Regions from separate parts of the Homo sapiens genome. Here region 1 is linked to region 2. The links are chromatin loops, found by intact Hi-C in ENCODE. Cell type or tissue: Caco-2. All regions are shown on one strand. Each heading gives the region's core, and the rest is flanking DNA. Links, peaks and the distances in the headings are about the cores only. Region 1 has its middle 26 kb from the start of COX7A2L. Region 2 overlaps KCNG3 (potassium voltage-gated channel modifier subfamily G member 3).

The links. Hi-C counts contacts between places; a loop is a spot of excess contacts. Peaks named below come from ENCODE experiments on the same cell type or tissue, not always from the same donor. Only the 100,000 strongest peaks of a DNase experiment are listed, where the experiment ranks them.
Region 1: a loop joins it to region 2, with 2.7 times the contacts of the local background. A loop is called at or near these places in 1 of 110 quality-filtered maps.

The regions. Positions count from the first base shown.
Region 1 is chr2:42,380,678-42,392,987 of GRCh38, forward strand. It overlaps a transcript of KCNG3 not described here. Among named protein-coding and RNA genes, the nearest start is that of COX7A2L, 26 kb to the left of the region's middle. In Caco-2, for the core only: CTCF peaks have their summits at 4,644 (motif pointing right) and 6,213; a DNase peak (open chromatin) is centred at 4,654.
Region 2 is chr2:42,458,858-42,471,167 of GRCh38, forward strand. The region is part of intron 1 of KCNG3 (potassium voltage-gated channel modifier subfamily G member 3); the gene reads right to left. It also overlaps the pseudogene VDAC1P13 and the pseudogene RPS13P3. Among named protein-coding and RNA genes, the nearest start is that of KCNG3, 29 kb to the right of the region's middle. In Caco-2, for the core only: no CTCF peak of the experiment used is centred there; a DNase peak (open chromatin) is centred at 5,931.

The sequences.
Region 1 (12,310 bases), core at 4,298-9,297, 77 kb before region 2:
GATCAGAGAGGCTCAGGTAGGAGAGAAAAGAATGAGGCAGAAGGAGATGAGCACCCCAAACTGTGACCCCTCCCTGGGTCCTAGGTGCAGACACGGTACATTTAGGAGGTGGTTATGAAAGTAGCACACCCCGAGGCAAGGATCTGGGTGTAGGCATTTTGAGAGAGTATCCCAGGTAGCTCAGTGAGGGAGCAGACCTGTTTACAGGTGACTGGAGTGGGGAGCCAGGGGGATATAGTGGGACACCAACATTATCTGCTCAACATGGTTATTACTAGGAGGTGAAATGCAATGATGTATACCTTAACTTTATTTTGTAACATTTTTAAATTTTGCAATTAAGAATACTTCCATTTTGTAAAAATATATATATATAGGTAATTGTAGGAAATATTCATGCCTCACCATTCAAAGTCCAATGCTGTGGCTAGGCTTCTCAAGAAAGATTGCTTTTCAACCTCCAAGACAGCTGCCACCTTTGACTCTCCTAATCTGATACATGTACAGAAAACACCCGTTGGCATTTCTGATTTGGGTTCACTAAAATTATCCTCTTTCCCCACCCCTTTCCTTGTCATGGTCTTTTTTTCTTTTCTTTTCTTTTTGAGACAGAGTCTCGCTCTGTCGGCCAGGTTGGAGTGTAGTGGCATGATCTCAGCTCCCTGCAACCTCTGTCTCCCGGGCTCAAGCAACTCTCCTGCCTCAGCCTCCTAAGTTGCTGAGTTTACAGGCGTGTGTCACCACACCCGGCTAATTTTTGTATTTTTAGTAGAGACAGAGTTTCACCATGTTGGCCAGGCTGGTCTTGAACTCCTGACCTCAGGTAATCTGACCGCCTTGGCCTCCCAAAGTGCCGGAATTACAGGCGTAAGCCACCGCGCCTGCCTGCTTGTCATGATCTTTAACCAGTTATCAGTTTCCAGTCACAGTACATCAGGGTCCATCTCTGATCATTAATGGTTTCCTCTCAAAAGAATATAAATCCCAGTCATTATAAATTCATCAAGTTCATTCTGTTAGGATGAACTTTTGTTTCCCTTTATGTTCTTGTTTCAATGAATTTTGTGTTCTTTGGCTGTTTACAGACCATGTGTATACCATATCTGCGTTCATTCTTTGGTCTTTGAGTTGGGATCATGAAGGGAAAAAGGGCCATAGAAAGCTATCATAGGTGACAAGACCTTTCTGAGTGTGAAGAGCTCAAGCGGGCTGCCAGGCTTCACTGTGGGGTCCATGATGACAAGATCGCTGGTCCCTGCCAGCCATCCCTAGGGCTGCTCCCAGGTGCAAATCCAGGATAGCAGTCCTCCCAAGACATCCCAGTTTGGGTGGATATGGGTTGGTGGATTAAACCAGAAAGTCTGCAACTCAGAGGCACTGGAGTCACCTGTCTAGTTTCTTGATGCGAAAGAGAAAGAATATGGAAATTTTCTCTTCACTCATTCACCCCACGGATTCTTGTTAAGGGTCTATTATGGGCAGGCACTGTGCTAAGTGCCCAATCAGAGATTAAATGTGAATTATTTTCCCCCAAAGGAATAAAATGCATGATGCCTGCGATGCTATCTGGTCAGCCCAGAAATGGAACAAGTAAGAGGTGAAGAGGAAACAGAGAGAAAAGGGAAGAGGGAGCAAATAATCCCCACCCACGACAAACACTGGGGCCACAGCCCATAGCCAGCTGGCTGACCAGTGGTGACTGACAAAGTTGGAAGCACATGGCATCTCGTTCCATCAAAAACCTTCAGGAACACAGTGTTTCCATAAGCAAGCATCACACACACTCACAGTCCGGAATGCTCTGCTAGCTTACCACATACAGTGGATTTTTGTTTACTTTGGAAAATCTAAATTTGAATCTAGAATCTCATCACAAGGCCTGCCTCGCAGACACTGGGCCCTGTCACGCGTATGTCCCTAATGCAGCAGGGGCGGAGTGGGGGGAGGCCAGCCCACTAAGGTGGGCCAGACCTCAGGTCTCGGGTCCCCTGCCAGCTGTTCTCTGACTGCCCACCATTCTGCCCTTCAACTGTACAACCTGTCTTGCATCAACAGTTGGTGTTCAGTTTTCAGGGGATGAGCACCAAGTGCAATTTTTTTTTTTTTTTAGATGGAGTCTCACTCTGTTCCCAGGCTGGAGTGCAGTGGCCCGATCTCGGCTCACTGCAACCTCTGCCTCCCCGGTTCAAGCAATTCTCCTGCCTCAGCCTCCCGAGTAGCTGGGACTACTGGTGCACGCCACCATGCCCAGCTAATTTTTTTGTATTTTTAGTAGAGACAGAGTTTCACTATGTTGGCCAAGATGGTCTTGATCTCTTGACCTCGTGATCCACCCACCTTGGCCTCCCAAAGTGCTGGGATTACAGGCGTGAGCCACGCGCCCCGCCCAAGTGCAAAATATTAACCAAATGGAAGTTAAGCTTTGGCACAAAATTGATTGCTGCCTCAGTGAATTAAATTCAGTGAGCTGCCTCCTTATCTTAGCTGTGCCTGTAATAATCAGCAGCACCTCCGCCTGATCTCTAGGTAAGGAAGTTGGAGGCAGAGCGAGATGGGTATTAGGTAGGATATGCTGTTGGCAGAATATAGCTGCAAGATGATCATCTCCTTAGCGGCAAAAGAATAGCTGGCTCTTCTCCACATTCATCTCCACTAAAGAATTCACTCCCCCCACCCTTCCCACATCCACTCTGAGCACTCTGAGAGCGGCAGGAGACCACTCTGCTCTGACAACTTTCTCTGCCACTGACATTATCTCCTAATTATCTTCTCAGCAGTGACGGCCTGGTACCAGTCTTCAACTTGTGCAAAATGATTATAATACCCAATCTGATTGAGAGGAAAAGGAAATTCTGCAGTTCTTTGAGCTTCTTGGGGCTGTTACCATTTTCCCAAAGGGCCTAAATATTCACAATGATCAGAAGGGGCAAAACACACACATTACTTTAAATGACCATTACTCAGAAAACAATAATACATTTTTCAGCCAGATGAATATGTTTATGTAAGAGGGTAACTCTTGTCTGCAGCAGAGTTTCTAAGAACCAAAGCCATTAAGTTAATGGCCTGAAACAGAACCCAAACAATGTCAGGCTCGTATTTGTTCCATGACATACACCCTGGGTGGTGGGACACACTGTAGTCTTTTAAAAAAATGATTTTTCTTTTAGAACAAATAACTTTTTCAACAGCTTTGAGGTAAGCAGCTGCAGCACATGGCATGCTTTGCTAGGGGAAGAGGCCAGTTTGGCCCAGAAATCAAGTGCTGGCGTTTAAAGGCCAACTTCGATGAGCATGTGACTGCGTCTGTCCTTAGAGAAGGAAGAGTAGCAATCACACCCCAAGTCTCCGGCCCAGCCTCAATCCCCTTCTTCCCTTGGTCTCTGGTCGCCTCTTGGTGATATAAACCAGTTCCTGGTGGCCTAAACCTCCTCTACCACCAGTGTGGAGCCAATCGGTCAGATAAATAGAGCCTGAAACCGCTCATCCTTGGTTAGCTTCCTTTGGTTTCATAAACCCAGAATCCCCGACTGGCCATGCTAGTGGTCTAAGGGGTCTTAGGGCTGTGAATGGACAATGCTTCCACACAGATGGAAAAGCCACCCGAGTGTTTGCAGGCCTGACACCTGGGTGTAAGGACCACACACAGTGTTCCACTGCAGGTCAGTAAGCCATCCTCCTAGCCCCTTTCCTCCTCAGGGACTCTCTGGGGATAGCCCCAGTGAGGGGCAAAGGCCTGAGAATTTGGCACAATGCACACTGCAGCACTTCTTAGCGCTCGAATATATGAACAACAACTTTTAGCTCTCCAGACTGGAGCAGCTGTGTGGGTTTACTTTAACTGGGAGTCCATTGGATCTCCAGTCCTGGTGTGACTAAATTTACTGTGCAGTTCTCTAAAAACTACCTAGTTCTTTGGGGCAGTTTTCTTTCATTTTGCAAAAATAAAGTTATTAGAGCAGCCTCCTAAGCCATCAGCTTACTGGTCATTAAACCTCACAATTGCTCAGGTGAATGGATTGTCTACATTTAAAAAACATCATTAATGATTCTATTACTGGCTTTGTGAGAGGAAATGTTCGAAGAGAAGTACACTGTAACATTCAAGCTGAAATGCTCGCTTCCCTTCCAAATATACAGCAGCTGGGTGCCTCTCCAAGCCTCCTTTTCCCTCTCCTGCCCACCTGCCTTCCCCCAGCTCTGCAAGGTGCCAGCCTTGCCAGTTTCTGGACTGTGGTCGTCAGCAAGGCTGTTGCTGCTGCAAGGAAGCTGGGACACACAGGCCATCAGCTGGGCTGCCAGTTGTCATTTAAAACCTCAGGCTTCTACTATTTCTTGTAAATAACTGGGGAACAAGTGCCTCTCCCCAGTGCTAGTCTCACTTCATGCCTTCCTCAAATCAATTCAACAAAGATTTGTTGGCCAGTTACTAAGCGTCAAACAGTGACAGAGAGAAAATGCAATCCCAGTGAAGAAATAAAAAATTTATCATCACTGAGGATGTGGAAGGCTGAGGCTGGCCCTAAAAATGCCAAAATGAATGTTGCCAGCGCTGCCTTTGAGACGCCGATGGAAGACCAAGTCCTTACCCTCAAGGAACACACAGCCTCAGAGACTCATGGGAGGACACCACCAACCTGCTGTGACAGCAGGCCGAGCCAAGCACTGGGAGCAGCAGAGGGAGCCCTTCCAAAGGCAGGGACTGTGGAAAGAGGGAGGCAGAAGCATCTGAGCTGGACTATGGTGCCTAAGATTTCAGGAGAAAGAAGGTGACACGAGAACATGATGCAGGAAGTCACAGTGTCAGCAAAATGCAGGAGGGTTTCAAGGTGTCAGGAAAGAATAACCCCCATCAGACCCCTGTAACAAAAGACAGATTCACAAGAGAAAAACGAACAGAAGCTTATTAACATGTAGAGTTCACATGTGCATGGGAGACACCCGGGCAATGAGAGTTCTCAAAGAGGCAGCCTTGAATTCCAGCTTATTCTCAACAAAGAACAGTAAATTTTTAGATAAGTGACAAGACAAGAGAAAAGGACTTTGGGTCTCTAGGGGGAGCACTCTGGGGGGGAGCAAATACATGCAGATAAAGGCAAATTACCAAGGCTCGTTAATGTAGATTCTTCTGGTACCATCTCCATGCCGATAAGGGTCCAAAGTTGTCTTCAGCAGTTAAACTTTGTCCTCCCTAGTAGAAGAGGGAGCCGGGGCCAGGTGTGGTGGCTCACGCCTGTAATCCCAGCACTTTGGGAGGCCGAGGTGGGTGGATCACCTGAGGTCAGACGCTCAAGACCAGCCTGGTCAACATGGTGAAACCCCGTCTCTACTAAATATACAAAAATTAGCCAGGTGTGATGGCAGTTGCCTGTAATCCCAGCTACTAGGGAGGCTGAGGCAGGAGAATCACTTGAACCTGGGAGGCGGAGGTTGCAGTGAGTCGAGATTGCACAACTGAACTCCAGCCTGGGCAACAAGAGCGAAACTTGGTCTCAAAAAACAAAAACAAAAAAAAAAAAAAAAAGAAGAAGAAGAGGGGGCCAGGAAACCTTTTGTCCCTGTAAATCTGTGTCATGCTTTTAGGCAAATACAGGAAGGGCAGAGAGCTTTCCTGCATCTGCTTCTTCTTATCTTCAGCTCATCAATCCTTCAAATTTGGGGGCAGCATATTCTGGTCTTCCAAGGAAAGTCAGCAAGGATGGTGGAAAGGATCAAGGAGAGATGGGCTCCTTGATCCTTGATGTCCACAGGCTGGGCCACTTAGGGAGGGTCTTGGAGACCATGTTGAAGAGTCTGGCCCTGACTCTGCCTCATCAGACAGTGATTGGAAGTTATGGAGTAGGGAAGGCCTCTATCAGATCACTTCTCTTCCTCTGACAGAAGCCTCCCTCCCATTCTTGCTGTGGGCCTTCTTGCCTTCCAGGTGTAAGGGGTGAAGTAGAGAGGAAGAGGTGCCAGCCCAGCCTCCAGCACTCTCTTCTATGGAGTTGAAGTTCAAGGGAATTGGGGCTGAGGGTTTGTACATCTGGGTCGGTCCTGATTCTGATCACACTGCCCCGCTTTGTGACACCAGGTCAGTTCTCCTCTGGTCAAATGCCAGAGATGGCCCCTAGAGATTATAACAATTAAAAGAATCCTCCACATTTCCACCCTCTTTGGGTAATGATAATGTGTGTGCATGTCTATCTCCCCTAGTGGACAGTCCTTGCCTTAACAGCAGGTGTTATTTTGGTCTTCAGCTTTGCATGTCTTCAAGTTTAGCACGATGCCTTGCACAGTTTGAGCACTGACATACATCTGTTGAGTGCACATATTACAATACTTTTTTTTTTTTGAGATGGAGTTTTGCTCTTGTCGCCCAGTCTGGAGTGCAATGGCGCAATCTTGGCTCACAGCAACCTCAACCTCCTGAGTTCAAGTGATTCTCCAGCCTCAGCCTCCGGAGTAGCTGGGATTACAGGCGCTCGCCACCATGCATGGCTAATTTTTGTATTTTTAGTAGAGATGGGGTTTCGCCATGTTTGTCAGGCTGGTCTTGAACTCCTGACTTCAGGTGATCCACCCGTCTCGGCCTCCCAAAGTGCTATGATTACAGGCGTGAGCCACCACGTCCGGCCAACAATACTCTTTATTTTTCTACCTTATATGTAAATATTATTTTTAAGTTCCATAGTCAAAGAGAGCAGTAGCAATCCTCATGCCAATACAAACTCTTCCCAGTTCTTCCACTCAGTCACCTTAAATTTTACTTAACTCCTAGAACACTAAGAAATCTAGCAAAGAGTGCCGATGTCTGCAACAGTTCTTATTCGCTAATGCAAAAACAGCAAAATCCCTAAGAGGATTTAAAGATGTTTATCCAAGCTCATACTTGTCAATGCAGAACAAATTCATAAATAGATAAGTCTGAAGCTGGATTTCAACATTGACAGATTCTAGCTTTTGCAGCAAAGCCATTGTCACAAGCACCACCTTCTTTCTGGGGCCCAGCATCCAGGCTTCACCTTGCCACCAGGTGGATGCACAGGAATAAATCAAGACTGGCTGCTGGAGCCTCTATCACAGCCTGCACACCCTCTGGGGTACTGGAAAACACATGGCCCAGAAATAGCTCATGGTTGGCAAGGAAGTAGGAGAATGTAACACCTTTCTATTTCCAATATGAAATTTATACCTGGAGTGGGACTCTGGAGGATTGAGACTGCTCTCCAAATCTTACTCACAAGATTAACCAGGACTGATGCAAAAGAAAGAACTAGATAGGCAGTAACTAGTAGCAGAGTCGGGCACTGTTCTTGGAGCCAAGAAACCCAGTTCCTGGACCTGGGTCCACTGCCACTAGCCATGTGACATTGGGCAAGCCACCTAACCTCCCTAAGCCTTGCTCGTGCCTGCCTTGCTTACTGCTTGTGGCAGTCAACTAAGTTAACATATACAGATGTGTGTTTTAAACTCTAAATCACTGTGCAAGCTCAGCTAGAAATTATTGGCAATGCCAGGGATGTGGGGGTCCATGCCCCCTCCCTGAGCACCTGGCATAAGGAGCCTGACAGCAGGTGGACACCGCGAGGAAATGATCTTTGGGTGATCTCACCGTTCCCACTCAATACTATTCCCGAAAGAGACCCAGAGAGCTGTGTTCCTTTCTGTCGATAATGAAGTGAGCCCTAAGAATAAACGTTTCACATTTATTGTTCTTTAAATAATAAAGCAATTGATATTCACTACAGAAAATAACAGAGAGCAAAAACAAGAAAATGTACATACTCACTGTCTTAGCTTGGGCTGCCATAAAATACCACAGACTGGTGGCTTAAACAACAGGAATGTATGTTCTCACAGTTGAGTTCTGGGGTGCAGGGCTCTCTTCCTGGCTTGTGGGCTCGGCTGCCTTTTCGCTGTGTGCTCACATGGCTTTTCCTCGGTGTGTGTGCACAGAGACAGCTTTCTTCTTGTCTCTTCTTGTGAGGCCACCAGTCCTATTAGAGTAGAATCCTATGATTGCATTTAACCTTAATTACTTCCTAAGAGCCCTATCCTCAAATACAGTCACACCAGGAGTTAGGGGTTCAACATATGAATTTGGAGGTAGGGGGCACAATTCAGTCTATGGCACCCAATAGTCTCACCCGCCTAGAGAAAACCACTATTTATACCTTGATATATCTTGTCTCCTTCTTCTAAGCACATAATTTTTTTTTTGAATGAGATCATACTATGTAGATTACTTTGTTTTGGTTTTTGTTTGTATTTTATTTGAGAGGGAGTCTCGCCCTGTCACCCAGGCTGGAATGCAGTGGCAGGATCTCGGCTTACTGTAACCCCTATCTCCCAGGTTCACGCGATTCTCCTGTCTCAGCCTCCCGAGTAGCTGGGATTACAGGCACCTGCCACCACACCCAGCTAATTTTTGTATTTTTAGTAGAGACAAGGTTTCACCATGTTGGCCAGGCTGGTCTCAAACCCCTGACCTCAAGTGATCCTCCCCCTTCAGCCTCCCAAAGTGCTAGGATTATAGTCATGAGCCACCTTGCCGGCCCCATGTAGATTACTTTGTAACCTGCTTTTATCACTTAACAGTGTATGATCATAGTCTTTCCACATCATCAAACATTTCCCCAACATCGCTGTTAGTAACTTTGTAAATTCTTTGGCATGGCTATACTATTGTTCCTATGGTCCCTAAATTTGGACTTCTGGTTTCTTACCAACTTTACTCAGAGTGCTGAAAGAAAGGCCCTTGACTATTTCCTGGGAATGAAATGATGGGTCAGTGGGCACATACATTTCTAAAGATTTTAATGAGCAGTGTCAGAACATTTGGACCCATTTATGCTCCCAGTAGTAACAAATAAAAATGTGACTTCACTTTTTCAAGAATAAACTTTTTATTTTGGAATATATTTGTATCTACAGAAAAGTTGTAATTATAGCATGAGGAGTTTCTGAAAACACCTCACCCAGTTTATCCTAATGTTGATATATTACCTGACCATTGTGCATTTGTCAAAACTAAGAAATTTAAATTGGTATGTCATAATTAACTAAACTGCAGACTTTACTCACATTTCACCAGTTTTTTCCACTAAGGTTCTTTTACTGTTCCAGTATCCAGTCCAGGACACCACACCATATTTTGTGTGGCATCACTTTTTAAATCTTATTTGTTATCAACTGCAAGAAAGTCCCTGGTGCTTTGGGGGCTTGCTGTCTGTGATGCTAACTAGTGGTTATTCATTGTTTTGGGGTATGTCTTGTTTCTGCCTATATTTGTTTCATCAGCAAAGTTTACTGTTGTATAGGGCAGTGCCAGAGATTTAGAGAAAGTGACCATGGTGGCTTACTGCCCCCACCCTAACTTTGTAAAGAGCCAAGGGGAAGGCTCTCTATGTGGGAAAGGACATATGTGTGTTCCTACTGCATCTCCCATGTGAATGTCATGCAGGAAACATTTATAAACAACAGCACCAAAATTGGATTTTGCTCTATATTTGGAAAAATTTGGCCCTTCATTACAAAGCAAGCTGATGCTATCTTATTTAGTTCATTCTTTTGCTCATCTCCTGTAATCATTAAATTACAGAGCCATATTTCCAAAGCTCTAAGAAAAAAAATGGATTAGGAATAAAATCTTTTAAGCTCCTTTAGAAAAGCTCTGGATTCATTTATGAATGGTGGATGCAGATCCCAGGGAATGATCTATTCTGAGCCATCCTGGGTGAAAGATTGGCTTCATTTTCCGTAGCTCTACAATGTTCACTCTCTAATGCAGAACAAGGATGGTGCCTTTAATATTTTGTTCCTGGATGTATTCCTGATTGCTGCATGACCCAATCCCCAGGGGCAAAAGTGAACGAAGGAGTGAGAAATGATATACGTGAATGATCAGGAGGAAGACAAAAATTTTAAAACCCAGGGAAACAAGGCTGCTGTGTTGTTTATCAGACTCCTCTGAATAAGGCCATTTTGATCATGTGGACTTATTCCTCACCTTTCTCAGAACTGTCAAACTGAAAAAGTCTTTGTTCTTTCCTTAGAGAGGCCTGTTTCTCTTAGATGACTCGAAAACTTAACAAATAATCAGTGAGCTATTAGAACAGCTCTCCCACCAGCATTCACAGGCTGTTATCTTCCTAGCTCCAAATCTGTCTGAAACCATGATTGATTCACTTATATTTTCATTTCCCCTCATTTTCTCCGAGAGTCCAATTTGGACTCTTTTCAGCAAGGTTCATTGGGGACACCTATTTGTTTCTCTGGGCAGTCCAGTTTTGCCTTAGGATTTCCCCCAGAGTCACCAACTCTCATTCCGGAGGAAAGTGCTGTAGGCTGAGCTCCCAGGTTCAGCTGGGGAATCTTCAGGAAGGACTCTTCTGGAGAGCGCTGCTGTGACTATTTTCCTCCCAGACAGCTCTGCCAGGATGTGGCTCTGCAGGCCAGATTTGCATTCCAAATACAGGGCCCATTTGCCTCATTATGTCTTGTGTCTTTATTAAGAATGAGGGGAAATTAGAGCAGAAGAACATTTCTAACATGGTGCTATTGAAATCCCCCAGCAAGCCATCTCCTACTCATGGAGCGCTCCACATTGTCCTCACTTCTATGACCAGAAGACAAGCCCCTAATGGTTGCCTAAAGACCCAGGGCAAAGTGACCTACCTGGTTCAACACCCATAACTCACAGCTCACTAGCATGAGCTCAAACTCTGCTTCCAGCACCTTCTAGCTTGCAACAGCATCCTTAAGATTGGCTTATTTACAGCCAGTTTGGGGACCAAGGATTGAAACAAAGTGGCAACAGAAACAGACCAAATTTCTCTCTACAGCTTCCTGAGAAAGCTGTCCTTCCCAGCCTTCTCAATAATCAAGAGTAGATGTCTAGCATACACTTGTCTCTCTTTTAAACATTTTATATCTCTTTTTTTTTTTTTTTTTTTTTTTTTGAGACGGAGTCTCGCTCTGTCGCCCAGGCTGGAGTGCAGTGGCGGGATCTCGGCTCACTGCAAGCTCCGCCTCCCGGGTTCACGCCATTCTCCTGCCTCAGCCTCCCAAGTAGCTGGGACTACAGGCGCCCGCCACTACGCCCGGCTAATTTTTTGTATTTTTAGTAGAGATGGGGTTTCACCGTTTTAGCCGGGATGGTCTCGATCTCCTGACCTCGTGATCCGCCCGCCTCGGCCTCCCAAAGTGCTGGGATTACAGGCGTGAGCCACCGCGCCCGGCCTAAACATTTTATATCTCTTGTCTTTGATGAATTCCATCAATAAAGATGTTTTTACGGTGCCAGGCACTCATATCAGTATCTTAAAATTTGGCCCCCTATTTTTCCTACCAAAGATACAGCAAAATCTTAGGGATCTCTTTATTCATAACAATTAGAGCATCTGAAATTCGCTAAATAATTATTTCATCAGTTTAATTCAAATAAAGTCAAGATGTACCAAAGCCTATGCCTAAGAAAATGATGCTAAATGTCAGAAATGCCTTATAGGCATGAACTCAGGAGGCTCTCCCTGCCACCTTCCTCTAATGCATTCAGGGAAAGGGAGTTTGTCTCCCGTCTGCTCTTAGTCCATGCTGCAGCCCACATCTCCCTGCCCTGCCAGGTCACCTGGTCCCTTCCTCTAGTCTCTGCTTCTCCTTGGCCCTTTGCTTGTTGCACTACTAGTTACAACCTGAAACTTTGGGATCTCCTTCCTTCACATCCTGGGTGTCAGGGAGTGGGTAATGCCAGGGGAGGATGGGTGTCCCCCACCTGCTGATTCTCTAATACAACACTGTGGTGGTAGCAGATTCAGGGGTGGTAGTGCACAGCTGTTACTGAAACACCAGGGTTCAGTCTAGGTCCTACTGCTGGCAGCATAGAAAGCCAATCACTGAGACAACAATTATGGCCAAAGAGAAGGCTTTAGTTGGGTGCTACAGCCAAAGAGATGGGAGCTCGGTCTCAAATCCATCTCCCTGACTGACTAAAATTAGGGCTTTATAAAGCAGGGAAGAAATGTAAATATATATGGGAAAATAGGAACTCAGGAGGGGTAAGGAAGTAATCTCGATGAATGAGGGTCCTGGCATCTCATCGTCTGGACGCAATGATCTAGTAAGCTTCAGTTCTTTGATACTTTTGAGAGTCCTGGGGATCCTTTCCTGAGGAAAGAACTCAGATACAACAACGTGAGTTTCAAGCTTTAAGACCAGAAGCGTCAATTTCTATGTGTATCAAAACAAAACAAAACTGTCTATGGGAGTATTGGGTTGATTTCACAGCCGTATCAGTTAGGATTGGGTTCAGCTATGTTGATGCAGTTTA
Region 2 (12,310 bases), core at 3,471-8,470:
AGGCTTTTGTTTCTTAAACTTTTAGAGATGAAGAACTGAGACCATTCAACATACAAGAGAAGACAGAATGGCCAGACGCCTGAAATCCCAGCACTTTTTGAGGCCAAGGTGGGTGGATTACCTGAGGTCAGGAGTTCAAGACGAGTCCGACCAACATGGTGAAACCCCATCTCTACTAAAAATACAAAATTAGCTGGGCGTGGTGGCACACGCCTGTAATCCCAGATACTCGGGAGGCTTAGGCAGGAGAATCGCTTGAACCCGGGATGTGGAGGTTGCAGTGAGCCAAGATCGCACCACTGCACTCCAGACTGGGCAACAAGAGCGAAACTCCATCGTCTCAAAAAAAAAAAAAAATAGAGAGAGTGAGAAGACAGAATGGTATTATGGTTTTATGACCCCCCAGATACCCAGCCCCATTCACCATCAGCCCAAAGCCAGTTCTGACCCGCTCCACATCCTCATCTACCTCCCTCATGTCTTATTTTGAAATAAATCTCAGAGTGTGGGCATTTATCCCAGAGTCCTTTCTCACCCTCCCTGCCTGGCAAGTCAACTAATGTGCACAAAGGAGGCACGAAATGTGCATGGCTTCAGTCTGAGTCTGTTGAGACAGGTCACTTGTAGCCAGGATGATGCAATGTCCTCAAGTCAGGATGGGATGACAACATATTAACCTGGATGTGGCTGTAAGCCCATGGAGCCCATTAATTCATTCACCATGCAACAAAGCTCATGAGTGACTGCCTAATGTATGTCAGGCTCTACAGAGCCACAGAGAGGTGCATAAAGATAAACTAAAGATAGAACTTAAGCACAGTTATGTAAGATGTTATCGGCCGGGCGTGGTGGCTCACGCCTGTAATCCCAGCTCTTTGGGAGGTCAAGGCGGGTGGATCATGAGGTCAGGAGATCGAGACCATGCTGGCTAACATGGTGAAACGCTGTCTCTACTAAAAATACAAAAAATTAGCTGGGCATGGTGGCGGACACCTGTAGTCCTAGCTACTCGGGAGGCTGAGGCAGGAGAATGGTGTGAACCCGGGAGGTGGAGCTTGCAGGGAGCCGAGATTGCACCACTGCACTCCAGCCTGGGCAATAGAGAGAGACTCCATCTCAAAAAGAAAAAAAAAAAAGATGTTATCATTGGGGAAACCAGATGAAGGGTAAAACAGAACTCTCTGTGCTGTTTTTGCAACTTCTTGCAAGTATAAAACTATTTTAAGCCAGGCAAGGTGGCTTACATCTGTAATCCCAGCACTTTGAGAGGTTGAGGTGGGAGGACTTCTTGAAGCCAGGAGTATGAGACCAGCATGGACAACATAGCAAGACCCTTATCTCTACAAAAAAAATAGCAGGCATGATGGTGCACGCCTGTAGCCCTAGCTACTCAGAAGGTGGGAGAATTGCCTGTACCCAGGAGTTTGAGGCTGCAGTGAGTCATGATTATACCACTGCACTCCAGCCTGGGCAACAAAGCAACACTCTCTCTAAATATAAATCAATTAACTAATTAATTAATAATTAAATCATTTCAAAATAAAAAGATTTTTAAAAGAAGATAAAACAGACTGAAAGTTTGCGACCTAGCAAAGGGTAAGATATACCCTCCCTAACAACAATCCAATCCTTAAGAACTCAAAAATAGAATGTAGAAAGTAATAAATGCTATAATTGATGTGCATTAAGTTCAGAAGAAGATAAGTTTTTCTTCATCTGGGAGACCACGGAAAGCTTCTTTGAGAAAGTGGCGATTTAATTTGGCAAAAACAAAATCAGGAAAGTGCCAGATACCTGATGAAGTAAAAGCAATTACATTTAAAAAGTTAACAAAACAAAACACAGATGTGAGCAGATGCCCTACATAGATTAAACAGGTACACGACACTGGGCCACTGACCAGTGTTTAGGCTTCCCCTAAATGGAAAGGCAAGTGAAGAAAACAAAAGGCACCCCAAAACATCTTACAAAAAAATGGCTACTCTGACTATTCCTTTGATTTTCTTAACTGATAAAAAGGTAGGCCAGGCGCGGTGGCTCATATCTGTAATCCCAGCACTTTGGGAGGCCGAGGTGGGCAGATCACAAGGTCAGGAGATTAAGACCACCCTGGCTAACGTGGTGAAACCCCGTCTCTACTAAAAATACAAAAAATTAGCCAGGCGTGGCAGCATGCGTCTGTAGTCCCAGCTACTCGGGAGGCTGAGGCAGGAGGATGGCGTGAACTCAGGAGGTGGAGCTTGCAGTGAGCCGAGATCACGCCACTGCACTCCAGCCTGGGTGACACAGCAAGACTCTGTCTCCAAAAACAAAACAAAACAAAACAAAAAAAAAAAAAAAAAAAAAAAGGTAGACATCATCTTCTAGGAGCTAATTTACATAAAGAATTTCATCCATCCCATGCATCAGTGTTCGTGTTCATTACGCTCTAACAGAGGACTTGGGTTGCTTTTTCCTTAGCTCTGAACTGGCTCCATGGACAAACCAGAGGTGTTTCTGTGTGCGCCTTGCCTGAGGCTCTTGAGAGTCAGAAACTCTCAAGATTTCTGACTGACCCAGAAATCAGGGTGCACTTCTCTTCACCAGAGCCAGGGAGTGTGTTTTCAGAAGACTACCATGCTGTAGAGGACATATGCATACAGGCGAAGAGATCAAAAATCTGTGGTTCTGACTCTCACTGCTAAAAACTTTCCAGAGATGACAGCAGCAGAAACCCAGGCCTGACAGCACCTGTGGTCCCCGGCCCCACACTCTCCACTCCGGGTGGGCCCCCTTAATCTTCAGGTGCCACAATCCCTTTCTGCACCTTCACCACCACCCCAATGTACATATATTTGCCTAAATAATACAAGAAGATCAATCTCAATAATCTGTTCCTATTCCATACATGACTACCACATGGGTTCTATTCCCTTTTTATTTAACTGGCAGTTCATTAGTAAAAGAATTATGAGACTAGAAAGGATATCAAGATCTACCTCTTCAAACAAGATCACCTTACAAAAAGTGATAACAATTCTTTTCTTTAATAGTATATTACCATTTTGGCTTCAAGATAGTTTTTATCTACAGAACAACTTGGGAAGATGAATTTCAACAAATGATATTTTTAATTTTTTGAGGTTTCAATATTTTATTCAAGTTTTATTTTAAGTGATGTTAATTACAGCACTTGAAGGGGAGGATCTAATTCCACACAAAATGAAAGACTCTAAAATGTACCCATTAAACTGCTAAAAAATAAATTGAGTGGTGAGAATGCAACAGAAGTCCAATTTAGATTTTAAGTGTTGTCACCATGTGATTACAATCACACAACCTCTCCCCAGCTTATAGCTGGAGCTCCTGGAAGCTATTTCATACTCTAGTGCAAGGGCAAAAAAGCACAACAAGAGAAGGAATTCAGTCCTGAATTATCAGCTTCATCAGATCCACCCTCTCCACCCCAAAATGGTAGAAAAGAAGCAGCTATCACACCCTGCAGACCTTTTGGTATAAGACAGGTGATGAAGGACTGGGATGGGAACAGGTCATGAAGATCTGTCTAAAAAGATCCCTTAGCCGGGTGCAGTGGCTCATGCCTGTAATCCCAGCACTTTGGATTACTTGAGGTCAGGAGTTGGAGACCAGCCTGGTCAACATGGTTAAACCCCGTCTCTACTAAAAATACAAAAATTAGCCGGGCGTGGTGGCACGTGCCTGTAATCCTAGCTACTGGAGAGGCTGAGGCACGAGAATCACTTGAACCCACGAGGCAGACGTTACAGTGGGCTGAGACTACAGCACTGCACTCCAGCCTGGGCGACAGAGTGAGACTCTGTCTCAAAAATAAATAAATAAATAATAAAAATTAAAAAGTCTTTGTCAGGTGAATTTGTACACACCACGAAGCAATGAGCCTCTGATCAACTGGGGTTAGGAAACCAAGGTTCAATTATCAGGAAGTCACAGTTTCATTCATTTATTCAATACAAATTTACAAAGTGCCTATACATAATCATCTTCCACTTGCAGCCACTGCAAGATTTTTTTAAAACCTGGCATCTCTAGAAGGGCTACCAAATTCCCCCCAAGTCTACAGCTAAAAGGACCTTTTTTGGAATTGGGTTTCTTCTGTATGTCTGAAAAGGTAGCACTCTTTGAATCATCTTTAACCTGGAGGTCTAGCATGAAATGTAGCAATACTTGCATCTCAAATATATGTTAAAAGATACATTAAATTCTGAAGGTAGCTACACTGCAAAATAGTTTAAAATTAAACAACTGTACAGTATTCATTTGTGCTTGAAATTCTAATCCTAGACCAAGCTCATGGCCACCAGCATCGACGTTCTTGCCATCCAGCTGAGCTGACAGCATCAGCTTGATACTTGGCTTTACGGTCTGAGTGTACCCTAAACCTATCAGGCTAGGGTTGTACACTTTAGCCAAGAAGCAGGCATCAGGGTCCATCTGATACTTGCCTGCTGTAGTGAGTGTTATTGTTTCCTGATGAAGTGAGTGTTACTGTTTCCTGATATCCAGGCAAGCTTAACAGCAGTGTCCAACTTCTTATTCACCTCTGGGAAACAAAGGTGCCAAACTCTGCCCCGTCATTCACATAAGTGTGAAGCTGGAATTCATCAATCTTGTAGCCAAGAGTAAAGTCCCTCTGCTTCTCTTAAAACTCTGTGGTCTCAAAATTCATCCGGTAGCCATCCAGCCAGCCCTCATAACCCAGCACCAGGGCACCCCAGATTGAAGCCTCAACAATCCACGGTGCAACCCAGGTTGATATGCTCCTGCCTATAGCAGTTTTGATTTTAGCATTTTTTCCCCCCAGCATTAGGTGACAAGCGATGAATCAAAGGTCAGCTTCAGTCCACATGCAAGCTGATCCTCCACGCAATCTCGGTGCCTGGTGTGCGGTCAGTGTTTCATTTCTCCATAACTGTCAGGCCATATCTGGTCCATCTGTACTTGGTTCGCAGGCTGCCAGTCACTTTGGTGGCCTCAGTGTTGGCTGAGCCTAGTTTGTAAATTCTAATCCCTTCTCAGATTTTGTTTTCAAATCAAGTTTTATTAAGCCTAATCCACAGCCCTTGGTGAACACATCCCTGGCAGATTTGCCAAGATCAGCGTACGTGGGAGGCTTAACCATCTTCTGCTTAGAGGCGGTGGCAGTGGGCTCAGTGGTGGTGGCAGGCTCGGTGGTGGCTGCAGCGGGGGCTGCCTCAACAAATGACATTTTGAAAAGCGAGGTAGTTCATTCTGATATCATTATTTGCTATTTCCTAACAACAGGTAACTAATGTGTCCAGTGCTCAACTCAGATTATTCTTACTTAACTACTGTGTACTAGGTACTCACTGCAAACATTAGGACAATGATACTTCTACGCACACAAAGTTTCCAAATGTACATTAAAACAAGTTGCCCAGGTTGGTCTAGAACTGCTGGCCTCAAGTGATCCACCTGCCTTGGCCTCCCAAAGTGCTCAGATTACAGACCATGAGCCACTGAGCCTGGCCAAAACAAAAGATTTAAACAAAGGTAGGGATATTTCAAAGTATCTAGACTATAAGGTCTTCCTGAAACAATAAGCTAAGTGTTTTAGTCTATAGTCATGAATACAAAAACATTCGCAGTACTAAAAGCAGCAATACTCGAATACTCTGAGTACTGAGGTATTGCTGACTCCTAACTCTCCACAGATAACAGCTAAAATGCATGAGTTATCATCCAAAGCTTCAGATCTGCCACTCTCCGCCTTGTACCATCTGCTCCAACTAATGGAAAGTAACACAGTCCCCAGTCTTCTCACGCCTCTTGCCTTTGCACATCTACCCTCCCTTCTTGGCCAGCATCAACCAGGCCTTCAAGTCTGAGCTCAAGGATCACCACCCCAGGGAATCCTTATCTTAGGTCCACTAGCATGGCTGAGCTTCTCCCTGATGTTCCTACAGCAGTCAGTGCTTATCTCTAGCAGTGCACATAGCACAACGTGTAGTGGTTGTAAATTCAGCCGTCTGTCTCTCCAGCTAGGAAGCAAGTAGGGCTGTGTGTCTTTAAAAAAAACAAACAAAAAACACTATATTGCCTAATCATGGCACTTAATAGGTACCCAGAAAATACGTTGCTTGACTAAATTAATGGTACAAAAAATTTAATCATTAGAGAGTTCAACTGTTTTATCAGTCTAATGGAATATTTAGGACAAAATGATATATTTGGTGTGTTGATTTTAACAATTAGAGATAATGCATTACTATCCTTACTTCATACCACACACAAAAATTAATGAGAATGAGTGTAGTACTAAATTTAAAAGTGAAAACTTTAAGATTTTATTTTTTTAAGAGTATTTAATTTCTTTCTTTCTTTCTTTTTTTTTTTTTGAAACAGGGTTTGGCTCTGTCGCTCAGCCTGGAGTGCAGTGGCACGATCATGGCTCACTGCAACCTCTACCTCCCAGGCTCAGGTGATCCTCCCACCTCAGCCTCCCAAGTAGCTCGGACTACAGGTGTGCACCACCACGCCCAACTAGTTTTTGTATTTTTAGCAGAGACGGGATTTCACCATGTTGCCCAGGCTGGTCTTGAACTCCTGGGCTCAAGTGATCCACCCACCTCAGCCTCCCAAAGTGCTAGTATTACAGGAGTGAGCCATTGTCCTCAGCCTATAAAGATTTTAGAAGAAAACACAGGAGTAATGTTTGTGACTGAGCAAGTAGGCAAACTTTCTTACATAGGGCACAAAAAGTAGTAATCATGAAAGAAAATACTGATAAATTAGACTTCACCAAAATTTAAAACTTTAGTATAGTAAAAGACACCACTAAGAAAATAAATTGGCAAACCAAAAAACTAGAGGAAAATATTCACAACACATTTATCTGACAAAGGACTAGTATCCAGATTGTACAAAGAACTCCTGAAACTCAATAGCAAAAATAACCCATTTTTTAAAAAATAGGCTATGTGGACAAACATTTCACATAATAAATTATGTAAAAAGCCAATAAGCTAATGAAAATGATGATCAACTCTGTCATCAGAGAAATTAACACCACAATGAGACATTACTACACTTGAGACAGAATAACAAAAATTTGTAAAACCAATAACACCAAGTTTGTGAAGTAACTGAAACCGTATACAGTCATACACCACATAATGACATTTCTGTCAACAATGGATCGTATATATGACAGTAGTTCCATAAGATTATAATACTGCATTTTTACTATACCTTTTCTCTGTTTAGGTATGTTTAAATACACAAATAGGCTAGGCACAATGGCTCACATCTGTAATCCCAACACCTTGAGAGGCCAAGATAGGCGGATCACCTAAGGTCAGGAGTTCGAGACCAGCCTGGTCAACATGGTGAAACCCTGTCTCTAACAAAAATACAAAAATTAGTCAGGCGTGGTGGTGCCTGCCTGTAATCCTAGCTACTCGGGAGGCTGAGGCAGGAGAATCGCTTGAAACCAGGAGGCGGAGGTTGCAGTGAGCCAAGATCATGTGCCACTGCACTCCAGCCTCAGCAACAGAGAGAGACTCTGTCTCAAACAAACAAAAACAAAAACAAAAACGAAATACAATACACAAGTATTTACCACTGTGTTGTAACTGCCTACAGTATTCAGTAGATTCTGCATAAGCTTGTGGCCTAGGAGCAATAGGCTATACTATACAGCCTAAGTGGTGAAGTATGTAGCAGGCAGTACCATCTAGGTTTGTGTGAGGACTCTCTATGACGTTCACAGAGCAAAGAAATCTCCCAAGCATCTCCGGTCGTTATGCGACACACGACTGTGTACTGTTGGTGGGAGTACAGAATGGTAGACTGGTACAAAAGTTAATTGTGGTTTTTGCCATAGGAATTAGTGGCAAAAACTGCAAATACTCTTCCTTTTTTTTTTTTTTTTTGAGATGGAGTCTCGCTCTGTCATCCAGGCTGGAGTGCAGTGGTGCGATCTCGGCTCACTGCAACCTCTGCCACCCGGGTTCAAGCGATTCTCCTGCCTCAGCCTCCCTAGTAGCTGGGATTACAGGCACTTGCCACCACGTCTGGCTAATTTTTGTATTTTAAGTAGAGATGGGGTTTCACCATGTTGGCCGGGCTGGTCTCCAACTCTTGACCTCAGGTGATCCGCCCGCCTCGGCCTCCCAAAGTGCTGGGATTATAGGCAGGAGCCACTGCGCCCGGCCAAAAACAGATCTTTTATAAAAACATAAAAATATATTAAACCACTCCATGAAGATAAATGTGAAAATTTAGGTGAAATGGACAATTTCCCAGAAAAATGAATCAGACCAAAATTTTCAGTTTTAGAATAACTGGAAAAACTGAACGGTCCTACAATCATGAAAAAAATTGAATCTACACTTTGACATCTATTCACCAAAAGATGCATACCGGGTCCAGATGATTTTACAGGCAAGTTCTATCATATACCAAGCATGAATAATTCCTATTTTATATAACACTGTCCCAAATAATTAAAAAAGCAGTCACCAACTCATTTTAAAAAGTCAGTGAAAGGCCAGTCGCAGCAACTCACGCCTGTAATCCCAGCACTTTGGGAGGCCAAGGCGGGTGGATCATCTGAGGTCAGGAGTGCAAGACCAGCCTGGCCAACATGGTGAAAACCCATCTCTACTAAAAATACAAAAATGAGCCAGGCATGGTGGCACATGCCTGTAATCCCAGCTACTCAGGAGGCTGAGGCAGGAGAATCACTTGAACCCAGGAGGTGGAGGTTGCAGTGAACTGAGATCATGCCACTGCACTCCAGCCTGGGTGACAGAGTGAGACTCTGTTTCAAAAAAAAAAAAAAAATTAGAACCATGTGTGATGGCTCACAACAGTAATCCTAGCGCTTTGGGAGGCCAAGGCAGGCAGACTGCTTGAGCCCAGGAGTTCAAGACCAGCCTGGACAACATGGCGAAACTCTTGTCTCTACAAAAAATACAAAAATTAGCCAGGCATGGTAGCATGCCCCTATAGTCCTAGCTACTGGGGAGCTGAGGTGGGAGGATCACCCGAGCCTGGAGAGATTGAGGCTGCAGTGAGCCATTATCATGCCACTGCACATCAGCCTGGGTGACAGAATGAGACCCTGTCTCAAAAAAAAAAAAAAAAGTTACTGAAATGTTGATACCAAACCCAGACAGACAGTACAAGAGAGAAAAACTGTAGGCCAATCTTACTTAGAAACACAGATGCAAAAATTCTACATAAATTAGCAAATGTGATCCAAAAATGCATTTAAAAATAAAAATAAAAAGACAAGAATGCCGGCTGTCACCATTTCTCATCAGTACAACTCTAGAGGGTTTAGTCACTGCAGCAAGACAAAGGTATTATAAAGGTTGCAAAGACTGTCTTTATTTCCAGACAGTATCACTGTCTACATTACAACAAAAATAGACCCTTTGAATTATTAGAATAAATGAAAAGTACAGGTGCTCTTTGACATACAATGAAGTTAAATTCCAATAAACTCATCATAAAATCAAAAAATCTTAAATTGAACCATCATAAATTAGGGACAGTCTATACTGCTACAAGTAAGATGAAGGTACAAAATCAACTGTACAGCTATATCAGCAAAAGGCAGAAATTATAATTTTTAAAAAGGATATAATCAGCAATAGCAACACAAGTTATAAGGTACCTAGATATAAATCTAACAAAAGATATAAAATAATTTTTAGATGAAAATCATAAAACTTTATTGAAAGACATTAAAGAATAGTGGAGTAAGTGGAATTATATACTATGTTCATGGATAATAAAACTAAATAATGTAAAAATGCCCACTCTCAGGCTGGGCGCAGTGTCTCACGCCTGTAATCTCAGCACTTTGGGAGGATGAGGCAAGTGGATCACGAAGTCAGGAGTTCAAGACCAACCTGGCCAAGATGGTGAAACCCCGTCTCTACTAAAAATACAAAAAAATTAGCTGGGCTTGGTGGCAGGCACCTGTAATCTCAACTACTCCAGAGGCTGAGGCAGAGAATTGCTTGAACCTGGGAGGCGGAGGTTTCAGTGAGTCGAGATCATGCCACTGCACTACAGCCTGGGCGACACAGCAAGACTCCGTCTCCAAAAAAAAAAAAAAAAAAAAAAAAAAATGCCAACTCCCTAAATCCATAAATTTAATGCAAAAAATTTTAGTGTAATGTGATCAAAATTCCCAAGAAGGGTTTTCATGGTAATTAATAAGCTGATTATATTATTTCAGTAATTAAGACAGTATAGTGTGAATGCTGGAATTAATAGGATGGCAGGCCGGGCGCAGTGGCTCACACTTGTAATCCCAGCACTTTGGGAGGCCGAGGCAGCTGGATCACGAGGTCAGAAGGTGGAGACCAGCCTGGCCAACATGGGGAAACCCCATCTCTACTAAAAATACAAAAATTAGCCAGGTGTGGTGGTGCATGCCTGTAATCCCAGCTACTCAGGAGGCCGAGGCAGAAGAATCGCTTGAACCCAAGAGGCGGAGGTTGCAGAGAGCCAAGATCAGGCCATTGCACACGAGCCCGGGTGACAGAGCAAGACTCTGTCTCAAAAAAAAAAAAAAAAAATAGGATAGTGAACCTAGAAGTAGATCCACATACCCACAGAAACAAGATAAATGGCAAATGAGGCTCTTCAGATTAGTGAAGTACATACTGGACTATTCTGTAGTGCTAAGGAAAGTGTTATCCACGTGAATAAAATTAAATTCCTCACATAAATAATAATAGGTGGACTAAAGACTCAATTTGAAATGTAAAAGTTAAGTAAATTATTTATAAATATATTTAAAACTTTAAAGAAAATATAAAAGAATCTTTATGATCTTGGAGACGATATTGGATATTTTCTCAGACAAGTTAAAAATCACACTAATCATAAAGAAAAATTTGATAAATTTGTCTGTTAAAATGTACAGCTTCTTCCTTTCGCTGCCTGACTGCTGCCATCATGGGTTGCATGCATGCTCCCAGGAAGGGCCTGTCCTGGTTGGCTCTACCCTAACAGTGCAGCATCACCACTTGGCTGAAGTTGACATCTGATGAAATGAAGGAGATTTACAAACTGGCCAACAAGGCCTGACTCCTTCACAAACCGGTGTGATACAGAGAGACACATGGTGTTGCACAAGTACGTTTTGTGACAGGCAATAAAATCTTAAGAATTCTTAAGTCCAAAGGACTTGCTCCTGATCTCCCTGAAGATCTCTACCATTTAATTAAGAAAGCAGTTGCTGTTCAAAAGCATCTTGAGAGGAATAGAAAGGATAAGGATGCTAAATTCTGTCTGATTCTGATAGAGCGTCAGATTCACCATTTGGCTTGATATTATAAGACAAAGCGAGTCCTCCCTCCCAATTGGAAATATGAGTCATCTACAGCCTCTGTCCTGGTCGCATAAATTTGTCTATGTACTCACGCAATAAAATAATTGTTTAAATTTTAAAAAAATGTACAGATTCTATAAGCCCCAAAACACCATAAACAAAGTAAAAATACCAGCCACAGTCAGAAAGATATTTGCAGTCAGGCATTGTAGCTCACGCCTGTACTCCAGACACTTCGAGGTCCGTACAGGAGGAATGCAGGAGTTCAAGACCAGCCTGTGCAACATAGTAAGACCCTGTTTCTACAAATATTTTAAAATAAATAAATAAGACAAGATATTTGCAATACACAATCAGTACCTAGGATGTATAATCAACCATTTAGAAAAAGAAAAGTCAGGATCAAGCACGGTGGCTCACAACTGTAATCCCAGCACTTTGGGAGGCTGAGGCAGGCAGATAGCTTGAGCCCAGGAGTTTGAAACTGGCCTGGGCAACACAGTGGGAACCTGTCTCTACAAAAAAGTACAAAAATTAGCCAGACGTGGTGGCATATGTCTGTAGTCCCAGGTACTCAGGAGGCTGACATGGGAGGCTGAGGCTGCAGTGAGCCATGGTCACATCACTGCACTCCAGCCTGGACAACAGAGCAAGACCTTGTCTCAAAAAAAAAGAAGTGGGGGGCCAGGTGGCGTGGCTCTCACACCTGTAATCCCAGCACTTTGGGAGGCAAAAGTGGAAGGATCACTTGAGGATCGAGACCAGCCTGGGCAACACAGTGAGATCCTAACTCTACAAAAAATGTTTAAATTAGCCAGGCGTGGTGGTAAATGCCTGTAGCACCAGCTACTTGGAAAGCTGAGGGTAGAGGATCACTTGAGCCTAGGGCTTCAAGGCTGCAGTGAGCTATGATCGTGCCACTGAACTCCAGCCTGGGCAACAGAGTGAGACTGTCTCAAAAAAGTGTGTGTGTGT